Regions from separate parts of the Homo sapiens genome. Here region 1 is linked to region 2. Evidence: read pairs that join two places in POLR2A ChIA-PET (ENCODE). Cell type or tissue: Panc1. All regions are shown on one strand. Each heading gives the region's core, and the rest is flanking DNA. Links, peaks and the distances in the headings are about the cores only.

Region 1 (5,383 bases), core at 305-5,304, 1.3 Mb after region 2:
AGCTGTTTATATTAACAGTGAGGCTTCTAGGCAAGAGGAGGTTATTAGTAGTTAAGTTTGGGGGGAGTCGAAAGTTCTGCACATTTTTTACTGAACAAGGGGTCAGTGTCCCCAGTCCTCAGTTGTTCAAGGGCCAACTGTACATACACATACGTATTCACTCAAGTACTCTAAGCACATTCATTTAATAATCATTAAAGAGAAAAACATGAAGCATAAATAGTTTTAATTAAATCATAAATTAAAGAGGAGGGTAATATCTTCAGAAGGTTGAAGACAAAAAATTACAAAGGATCAAATCAAACTAAAGCTGAATTACCTGGCTAACCAGTCAAAGGATGTTCAAGCAGTTTATTTTTATTGGTCTCTGAGTCCACCATCCAGCAAGTATTTTGATCCTGAGGACAAAAAGAAGAGGAGGGATTGAATTTTATTGTCTTTTCTTCATTTAAGCATTATGATTAGTCACCCACAAATTAAGTCTTCCAGCCGGGCGTGGTGGCTCACGCCTGTAATCCCAGCACTTTGGGAGGCAAGGCGGGCAAATCACTTGAGGTCAGGAGTTCAAGGCTGGCCTGGCCAACATGGCAAAACCCCAACTCTACTAAAAATACAGAAATTAGCCGGGCGACATGGCATCCGCCTGTAATCCCAACTACTCAGGAGGTTGAAGCAGGAGAATCACTTGAACCTGGGAGGCAGAGGTTGCAGTGACCCGAGACTATGCCACTGCACTCCAGCCAGGGTGACAGAGCGAGATTCTCTCTCAAAAAAATTAAGTCTTCCCATTTTTCCCTTCCCTGGATATATGAAACAAACAAAAGCTATCAAGTACACCACCTCTTCCTAGGAATTTGAGTAGATGTCTTATTGTACCATATAATCACTACTTCTGTTTGAAAAGTCAAGCATAGGGCCAGGCGCAGTGGCTCATGCCTATAATCCCAGAACTTTGAAAGGCTGAGGTAGGAGGACCGCTTGAGGCCAGGAGTTCAAGATCAGCCTGAGCAACATAGCAAGACACCATCTCCACACACAAAAAAATAAAAATTAAAAAACAAAAGTCAGGGCCAGGCGCAGTGGCTCATGCCTCGAATCCCAGCACTTTGGGAGGCCGAGGTGGGTGGATCACATGAGGTCAGGAGTTTGAGACCAGCCTGGTCAACATGGTGAAACCCCATATCTACTAAAAATACAAAAAATTAGTTTGGTGTGATGGCATGCGCCTGTAGTCCAGCTACTCAGGAGGCTGAGGCAGGAGAATCACCTGAATTAGGGAAGCAGAGGTTACAGTGACCCAAGACCATGCCATTGCGCTCTAGCCTGGGCAACAAAAGCAAAACTCCATCTCAAAAATAAGTAAATTAATTAATTAATTAATTAAAATAAAAGTCAGGCATAGCATATATAATATGTACTCTGTCACAGTTTGTAAAAATGGATAATGCAAAGTGGAGGTGGTGGAGACCAGTTCTGAATCTTGAAAAGTGATCAAAACAGATGGGTACTCTGAACTTGTGGGGGTATTCATTTGTCCAAAATCAGTGCTCAACAGAGAATAAAGACAACATTAATACCCTGGCAGAATCAAATGCTTAAATGCCCTAGTCCAAAAATTATCAGATGAGGGAGGGATGGATAAAGCCAACAAGCAAAGGCCAGAGGAAAGGCTCAGATGTTTTCTTGCCTTCTATAAAAGGATGCATTTTGACCACCAAAACAAAATATTAGCAAGGAAATGAGAGACCGTTCTTCAAAATAATCTACAATAAAACACATGAACATATAAACAGCAGGCTTTTGCACTTGAAGAAATGGCGTGCAGGTTCTGCTGCAATAAATAAGTGAACCAGTAAGAACATTCACTTTACCTTATGAATTTCCAAATTTAACAATAAAGCAACAATATGATTGCCACTAATTCCAATGGTATCGAACCAAGATAACAACCATAATTACGCCCTAAAGTTAATAGCTTTCATGCTGGAATTGGTAGATCTGTTGGTATGGGGGAAAGGAAAAATGATATATTCACAAGTTACAAGTAACAAACATATTATAGCCATGGACATTCCACGTAGTGTAGTCTGCAGACAGTATATAGGGAGAGCCAACCACAATCTAGCTGCATTATGGAAAGGTCTGTTGTGTTTCTGAAACTAAAATTAGAGGGGAGAAAATCAGTGAGCAGGGAATGGGAGGCACATTACATGTGGCTCACAACAAAGGAAAAAGAAAACTCTAGGTAGTGCCGGGTGACTATCCCTTATGCAAAATGCTTAGAAGCATAAGTGTCTCGAATTTTTTTCAGATTTCTTAAATATTTGCATATGCATACTGAGATATCTAGGGGAAGAAACCCAAGTCCAAACATAAAATTCATTTATGTTACTTATACACACAGCCTGAAGGTAATTTTATATAATATTTTTAATAATTTTGTGCACCAAAGTTGTAGCTTTTTTCTTTTTCTTTTTGAGACAGGATCTCACTCTGTGCCCAGACTGGCTGGAGTGTGGTGGTATGGTCATGGCTCACCTCAGCCTCGACCTCCGAGGCTCAAACAATACTCCCACATCAACTACCCAAGGAGCTGGGACTACAGGCACACACCATCATACCCAGCTAATTTTTATATTTTTTGTAGAGACAGGGTTTCACCATGTTGCCCAGGCTGGCCTTGAACTCCTGAGCTCAAGTGATCTGTCTGCCTCGGCCTCCCAAAGTGTTGGGATTACAGGTGTGAGCCACCATACCGGACCGAATGTTATGTTTTTTAACTTGAATTTTTATGCTATCCAATTTAATTCGTGTAAGATGAACGGAGAAAAGGTAGGCAGAACTTCTGTAAAGAACCTCTAAGATCTTCTGGCCCTGTTTTAAATCAGGTTTGACTTCTAAAATGGTTCTCTTATGTTTTTTCCTTTATTAGGAAAGACGAAGGAGGGTCATGGGGTGGGGTTAGCACCTAAGGAACAAAAGAGGTGGGATAAGGAAAGGATTTTTTGGGGGGATGGGGGTGGGGGATGGAGTTTCACTCTGTTGCACAGGCTAGAGTGCAGTGGGGCATGATCTCGGCTCATTGCAACCTCTGCCTCCCGGGTTAAAGCGATTCTCCTGCCTCAGCCTCCCGAGTAGCTGGGATTACAGGTGCATGCCACCATGCCCAGCTAATTTTTGTAGAGACAGGGTTTCACTACATTGGCCAGGCTGGTATCGAACTCTTGACCTCAAGAAATCTGCCCACCTCGGCCTCCCAAAGTGCTGGGATTACAGGCATGAGCCACCGTGCCCGGCCAGGAAAGGAATTTGAGTCAGAAAGTATCTAGTAGCATAATGGACCTAGGAAACAATTACTGCTGCCTCGTGTAGAAGGTGGTGAGAGGGCCTAGATTAATACTCCAGTGTTATAGTGCTGGTCTTCGTACTTCTCAAAGGAATGCTGACCCTGCCAATCTGCACCCTTGGACCCAAATGTTAACTGCTGGACCCCCAGGTGGAAGATCATGTAAAGTCAGCATGCCCAGATGAACAAAGAATGCAACCATGGGTGGAATCTAAATGATCAAACTGAGGAACAGCGAATGAATAAGAGCAGACACCACATGGCAGGACAGAAGATGCAACCAAATCAAGCCTTGACATCATCCCATGGCAGGATCCACTCAGATCACACCTCATTACTCTCCAAATATAAAACCTGCACCCAAACTCTAGTTCAGAGAGGCAGATTTGAGCCCAACTCCTGTCTCCTTACACAGCAGCCTTGCAATAAACTTTTCTTCCTACAAAAACTTGGTGCTTAGTGTTCAGCTTTCCATTGCATACACAGAAAAATAGACCCAGTTCAGTTCAGTAACACAAAGACAAGCCAGGTACAAAATTCTCCCCTCCAAGGAAGTGTATAATTAAACCAGAGAGATTCGCAAATAGTCACAGAACAATGATTGGCTTGCCTACCAGGAACCTGGAAAGGAGTACTACTATATACCAGGATCCTGTAAGTATAGAACTGTTAGTAAATTTGCTGGTGAGTTAAACTTGTCTGGAAAAAAGATTCTGCAAAGGCAACAATCCTAGCAGATTTCTTAGGACAGTATTTTTTTTCTTTATCAAAAACAAGATTATCCCTTTTCACAATTCAGATTTTCATCAATCACACATACAAAAACCAAATCATACTGACATAAAACTAAATGTGAGAAGTTCCAGAAACATTAGACATCTGAGAAGGTAACAGGGACATTAAATTTTCTAGTAGAATTAATGGTTTACTGATGACATCTACATTACCAAAACCTGCATCACCAGGCCAGGCATGGCAGCGCACACCTGTAACGCCAGCTACTCAGGAGGCTGAGGCAGGAAGATTGCTTGAGCTCAGGAATCTGAGTCCATCTTGGACAACATGGCCCCTGTTTTAGTTTTAGGTTTTTATTTTAAGCCTTCATCACCAGAGACCTAAAAGGACGTGAGGGGAAATCAAACATCAAATTAAGCCTTGTTAATAGCTAGTCTGAGAAGATATGCCTCAAAGCCAGAACAAAGAATAAAATTGGGGAGAGGAGTTGATACACAGGAAAATCCAAACTATATAATATATAATGCTTGGAAACACCAACAGGGCAAAAAGCAGCCACTGAATATTATAAACATGTTTTTCTTTTACTGTTGAACATGAAAAGGGGCAAGGATTCTACAATTAATCATATTAAACCCATTGTTCTTTCCAAGCTCCCACTGGCACTGCTCCCAGGATCTCCTTCCTCACTTCCCTAAAATCACAGAAAAGGGGAGCCACTGTCACTGGGAAAAGCTAGCTGTTGCTCAATAATCTTCAAAGTACTACAGAGTAGACTGGGTCACCAAATGAATTTCAGGTTAAAGGCTGCAAAATATTAGTGTTAAATTTAACGTCAAAATCCAACACTTTTGCAGTTGGGATTATTTATCAAGTGATAAGTATCTTTGATCAAAACTCTAACCACAGGTTTCACTTGCAACAATCAACTACAGCTAATCTGTAGCTATAATGAAAGGAGAAGACCAAATGCAAGTTGAAAATCATATGAACATTTCAAGTTATATAAAATGGGGCTGGGTGCAGTGGCTCATGCCTGTAATCCTAGCATTTTGGGAGGCCGAGGTGGGCAGATCACCTGAGGTCAGGAGTTCGAGACCAGCCTGGCCAACATGGCTAAACCCCATCTCTACTAAAAATACAAAAAGTAGCTGGGTGTGGTGGTGGGCGCCTGTAGTTCCAGCTACTCGGGAGGCCGAGGCAGGAGAATCGCTTGAACCCCGTAGGCAGAGGTTGCAGTGAGCTGAGATCGCGCCACTGCACTCCAGCCTGGGCAACAGAGCAAGACTCTGTCTTAAAAAA
Region 2 (5,383 bases), core at 219-5,218:
CCCAGTGCATAGAGGAGCTTAGTAAATGAGAGTTCGTTACATGAATGAATAAAGGAATGGAAAAAAGACTTGAGGATCACTCATGAGAGAAATCACATAGATGGCGATGCCATTTATCTAGTGAATAAAAGTCTTTTGGGGAATGTGGCAGATAATTGATTCAAGTTGGGACACATTTTTAAAGTGCTTGTAGGACTGCTTGGGAAGATGTCCATTAAACATCCCACGTAGGTCTGGAGTGATGTGAGAAAGAAGGTTATAGCTGGAGTCATGTTTCTGGAAGTTTTACCATACAAGCAGTATATCCATCAAGATGACTTTTGCTATAAGTAAATGAAGACTGAACCCAATGTGTTTTATGCAATGTGTCCTGAGATAGGACAGTCCCAGGGTTGGGTAATTCGGCTCAAGAGCAGCATTGAGGATCCAGGTTCCTTGCATCTTTCCATCTACCATGATGGCACGGTCTCCGTTCGTGGGTCCAAGTTGGCTGCCATAGCCCCTAGACATCGTGCTGTCACAACAACATCCACAAGCCACAAGAGCAGAACAAGTCACTTTCCTTTCCTGTATCTTGTTTTGAGAGGGAAGAAGACCTTCCCTGAAGCCTCCAGCAGATTTCCATCAAGTCTTATTGGTTAGAAATGAGTCACATGCCTCTTCATGATTGGCTGAATTTCATTAAGATCTGCCTGCTGGGGGTGAGGAGGGTTCATTCTCTCCAGAAGCATATGGTGGCCAAACTTGGGGTTTCAATAGGGAGAAGGGGAAAATGTTGCTGGTTTGCAACCAATGGTGTCTTCAATGGGTGTAGAAGATAGAGTCTGAGCACATATCTGCTGCCAGAGAAGGCCAGTAGAACATGGCCGTGCAAGGGAATGGGGGGTACAGGGTATCCCAAATATTTCCTGCAAAAAGCATGTTTTAAGAAGGAGAGAAATATCACTGTGCTGAGTGCTACTGAATAATTGAATATGATAAGGATGGAGACACAGCTACTAGATTTTTTTTTGAGACAGGGTCTTGCTGTGTTGCCCAGGCTGGAGTGCAGTGGTGCAATCACAGTTCACTGCAGCCTCGACCTCCCAGACTCAAGTGAGGTTTCTACCTCAGCCTCTCAAGTAGCTGGGACTAGTGTTGCATGCCACCATGCCTGGCTAACTTTTTTTAAATTAATTTTTTAGATAATATGTTGCCCAGGCTGGTCTTGAACTCCTGGCCTCAAGCAATCTTCCTGCCTTGGCCTCCCAAAGTGCTGGGATTACAGGTATGAGCCACCATGCCAGGTCACAGCTACTAGATTTGGACTTGGCAGTCCAAATTTTTGACCTTGATGAAGGCAGTTTCAGTGAAATTATGGATTTTTCTGAAATCCACATCTGCATCCCCACTCTTGCTGTCCAAACTCCATGCCTCACCATTGCTTGTCCGGATTCTTAGAACAGCTTTCTCACTGATCCCTCAGCCTGGAGAAGACAGGTATATTGCAAAGGACTTTCCATGCCACGCTGAGCAAACTATAATTACTTTAGTCAGCAGTAGGGAGCCAGTGAAGGTGCTTGAGCACAGGGATAAGTAACTTGATCATGTTTGCCCTTTATAGCATTAACCTGGCAGAGTGTTCAGGAGGGAATGTAGACTGGTGAGTCTGGAGGAGCCTCCCTCAATTCTTTGTTATTGCCTAGCCAGCATTTATTTCTCTTCTTGTAGTACTGGGGCTCCAGTTAACCTTGTGGGGACCATTCCTCCCTTCCTTTCTAGTAGAAAATACATGACTCAGGCCTGGCCATTCAGAGTCATAGTGATTGAACACATGACCCAATCCTGACCAATCAGAGACAGCCTTCTGAGTTACACTCTTGGGAAAGAAGCAATCTTTGAGCACCTGGATCCAGCCATGCCCGAAGTTAGACAGGCTTAGATGACCCAATATATTCCGTATTTTCCCTGAACTGGTTTGAGTTGGATTTCTGTCACTTGCATCTTTAGGATCATTGAGTAATACGGAAACTAAGCAATTTGAGGAATTAGAATTCTAGACACAGATAATACGAGAGTCAAGGTTGACCTTGGAGTCTCTTCCTGGGAGGATGGTGAGGCATCTTAAGATTAGGCAAGTATGGGAAACAATCCATTAATTCATTTATTCAAAAAATGTTTGTTGATTATCTAAATGGTGCCAGGCTCTGTGCTAGCCCCGACCATACAGCAATGAGCAAAATAGATGAAAAACCCTTGTTTATATTGAGCATATATTATGATTAGTGGCTCAGGAAACATTATCTACCTTTATTCTGTTATTATGATTATCATCATTATCATCCCCATTTATAGATGCAAAAACTGGGGCCCCCAAGAAGTGAAGTCACATAGCCAGTGAGGGGCCAAGTGGATGTTTGGCTTCATCTCTTCATAATTCCCAAATCAACTCTGTCTGATTTGGTGCAAAAAGCATATTTTAAGAAGGAGAGAGAAATCACTGTGCTGAGTGCTACTGAATAATTGAATATGATAAGGATGGAGACACGGCTACTAGATTTTTATTTTGAGACAGTGTCTTGCTGTGTTGCCCAGCCTGGAGTTCAGTGGCACAATCACGGTTCACTGCACCACGCTGGAGAGAGAGAATATACCCACGTGGAAGAGACTTCACACTCCAGAAAGCAAGCTACAAATTATTTGAAAGGGGTAGAATAGGAATTTTCTACACAAAGGCTGCAGGAATACACTGCAAGACAGAAATGAGATCAGAAGAGGGTGAGATTTGATTTGCAAATCATAGTGGTTTTAGAGCTGCTCTGAGAGCTGGTCTTTGAGATTAGATTAATCAAGGCTTTCCGAAAGAAGAGGTGTTTGTGGCAGGGTCTTAAAAAAAGGGAAAGTTATTGGTAGGAGAAAGTATAAGTCTGTGGCCGCCTAAATCACTCTATGTGCCACATTCTTAATCAGACACTAAGTCCATTTTTTTTTCTTTTTTTATTTCTTTCATGCTGATAGGCATGGGGGAAAGAAGTCCTGGTTAGCATGACTTGACAGCTTTTGTTGTTGCTGCTGAAATCATTAGCCCCCTGTCAACAGCACCCAGACCTTGCAGGTCTGCAGGCCAGAGATATACACGCAATGATGCATTAAAAAAAAATTATCCAGGAGCTGTGACTCATACACATTTCTGCTGGGACAAATAAAAATACTGGGAATGAAAGATGGATTAGTCACTGGAACAGTTTGCTGTTAAGAACTGAACCCCCCACAGTTGCCCTTGTTCCTCATTAACTTCTGAAATTCAGAAACTGAGCCCCTAAATGGATGCCTACCAGGGATGTGGGATAAAGCCAGGTAGGGTGGGCGGGGGGTTAGTTGTGAAGAAGGTAGTCTTCATGCAACAGCTGAAGGACAAAGAATGATACTCTGTACTCCGCTGGTTCTGTGGCACAGGTTGTCTACAGCCGGCTGCGGTTCTGATTGGTCTCTGCCTGGGTTGTTCATTGAGACCACCTCTAAATTAAGGCCATTCATTCATTCACTCATTCATTTATTCATCCAGTCTATTTCAGGCAAGGTAATGTGTTAGGCCATGTGTGAGGACCCCTCTGTGTGGATGAGAACAAGCGTTTACCAAGTAGCTAAGACTAAGAAACATGGCATAAATGTCTACATAGAGATTTAGAGAAAGGAGATGTCTCTTTTTTATCTAGCTCAGGGATTAACAAGTTATGTCTTGTGGGCCATTGTTTTTATAAATAAAGTTTTATTGGAACACAGCCACACCCATTCATTATTATTGTCTTTGGCTGCTTTATTGCTACAACAGCAGAATCGAGAAGCTGAGAAGATACTGTATGACTTGCAAAGCCAAAAATACTTACTTTCTGGCTCTCTGCAGAAGAAGTTTGCCTTCCCCTGAATCTAGCATATGAAAAGGGATTTGCAGACCTGGTGAAGTGGCTCCCATCGGTAATCCAAGCCCTTGGGGAGGCTGAGGCGTGGAGGATCCCTTGAGGCCAAGAGTTTGGGACCAGCCTGGGCAACATAGTGAAACCCCGTATCTGCAAAACATGAAATTAGCTGGGCATGGTGGCACGTGCCTGTAGTCCTAGCTACTCAGGAGGCTAAGGCTTGAGCCTAGGAGTTCGAGACCAGTCTGGGCAACATAGTGAGACCCCCATCTGCACATTTTTTTTTTTAATCAGCTACTAGCTACTTGGGAGGCTGAGGTGTGAGGATCATTTGAGCCCAGGAGTTTTGAGGTCTCAGTGAGCCATGATCATGCCACTGCACTCCAGCCTGGGCTACAGTGTAAGACCCTGTCTCTAAATAAATAAATACATAAATAAGGGGATTTGCAATTGTAAGCAACAGAACTCGCTCTAATTTTATTAACAGCTATGGGAGCTCACAGAATCTCAAGGATGCTTAGAAGGCCAGCCTTAAAGGCTGTGCCAAAAACAATGCCCAAAGCACTCTGTGGGGTTGATCTAGCAATGACCCCTTGGTAGCCCCATTGAGCCTGCCCACCCCAAGCAGCCATGCTGACTTTGGCTAGCTGAATATGAACATCTCTGCTGTCACTGCCCCACACACCTGAATGTCTCTGCCATTGCTTTGGTCAGGTAAACAAAATATGTACAAACCCCATGGCGCAGGCATTCCATTTCTGTTAGATAACCTGAAAACGCTTGCTCACAGATGCATATGGAAATGTGTATGAGGAGGTTCATCATGGCATTGCTTCAAGGAGTTTGGAGCAACAGTGTCTAGCACTAGGAAATGGATAAATAGAATATGCTTTTTTTTTTCTTTTTTTTTTTTTTTGGTTAAGGTTAATACTTGCCGTCGTGGTCAGGCACGGTGGCTCACACCTGTAACCCTAGCACTTTGGGAGGCCAAGGCAGGAGGATCACCTGAGCCCAGGAAATTGAGACCAGCATAGGGAACATAGTGAAATCCTGTCCTTACAAAAAATACAAAAATTAGCCTGATGTGGTGGCAAGCGCCTGTAGTCACAGTTACTTGGGAGGCTGAGGTGGGAAGATGGCTTGAGTCCGGGAGGTCAAGGCTGCAGTGAGCCATGATTGTGCCACTGCACTCCAGCCTGGGCAACAGAGCAAGACTCTGTCTCAAACACAAACAAACAAACAAAAATAATTGCAATTGTAATAAACAGGCCTTAAAGCATATAAAGGGTCAAATGTAATGGAAGTTTTATGGCTCATAATAATCCAAGGTGACTGTTAGCGATCAGTAGTCTGGCTCTCCTCCAGGGAGACATTCAGACCCAGACTGAGAGTTACTCTGCCACCTTCAACCGCGGCTTCCAAGGTCACTGTGGGGGACGTCATCCCTATCAGCTATAAGGGAAAGGAGCAAGGAGGAGCATGTGTGG

Evidence for each region. Peaks named below come from ENCODE experiments on the same cell type or tissue, not always from the same donor. Only the 100,000 strongest peaks of a DNase experiment are listed, where the experiment ranks them.
Region 1: POLR2A ChIA-PET joins it to region 2 with 7 read pairs; 1 of 35 experiments calls an interaction of 5 or more read pairs at or near these places.

The regions. Positions count from the first base shown.
Region 1 is chr20:47,578,198-47,583,580 of GRCh38, reverse strand. NCOA3 (nuclear receptor coactivator 3) reads right to left here. Exons shown (of 23, transcript NM_181659.3): 2 at 320-398. Among named protein-coding and RNA genes, the nearest start is that of NCOA3, 79 kb to the right of the region's middle. In Panc1, for the core only: no CTCF peak of the experiment used is centred there; no DNase peak of the experiment used is centred there; H3K27ac peaks cover 936 bases.
Region 2 is chr20:48,839,769-48,845,151 of GRCh38, reverse strand. It overlaps a transcript of PREX1 not described here. Among named protein-coding and RNA genes, the nearest start is that of PREX1, 14 kb to the right of the region's middle. RefSeq lists an enhancer at 5,334-5,383. In Panc1, for the core only: no CTCF peak of the experiment used is centred there; a DNase peak (open chromatin) is centred at 3,161; H3K27ac peaks cover 3,069 bases.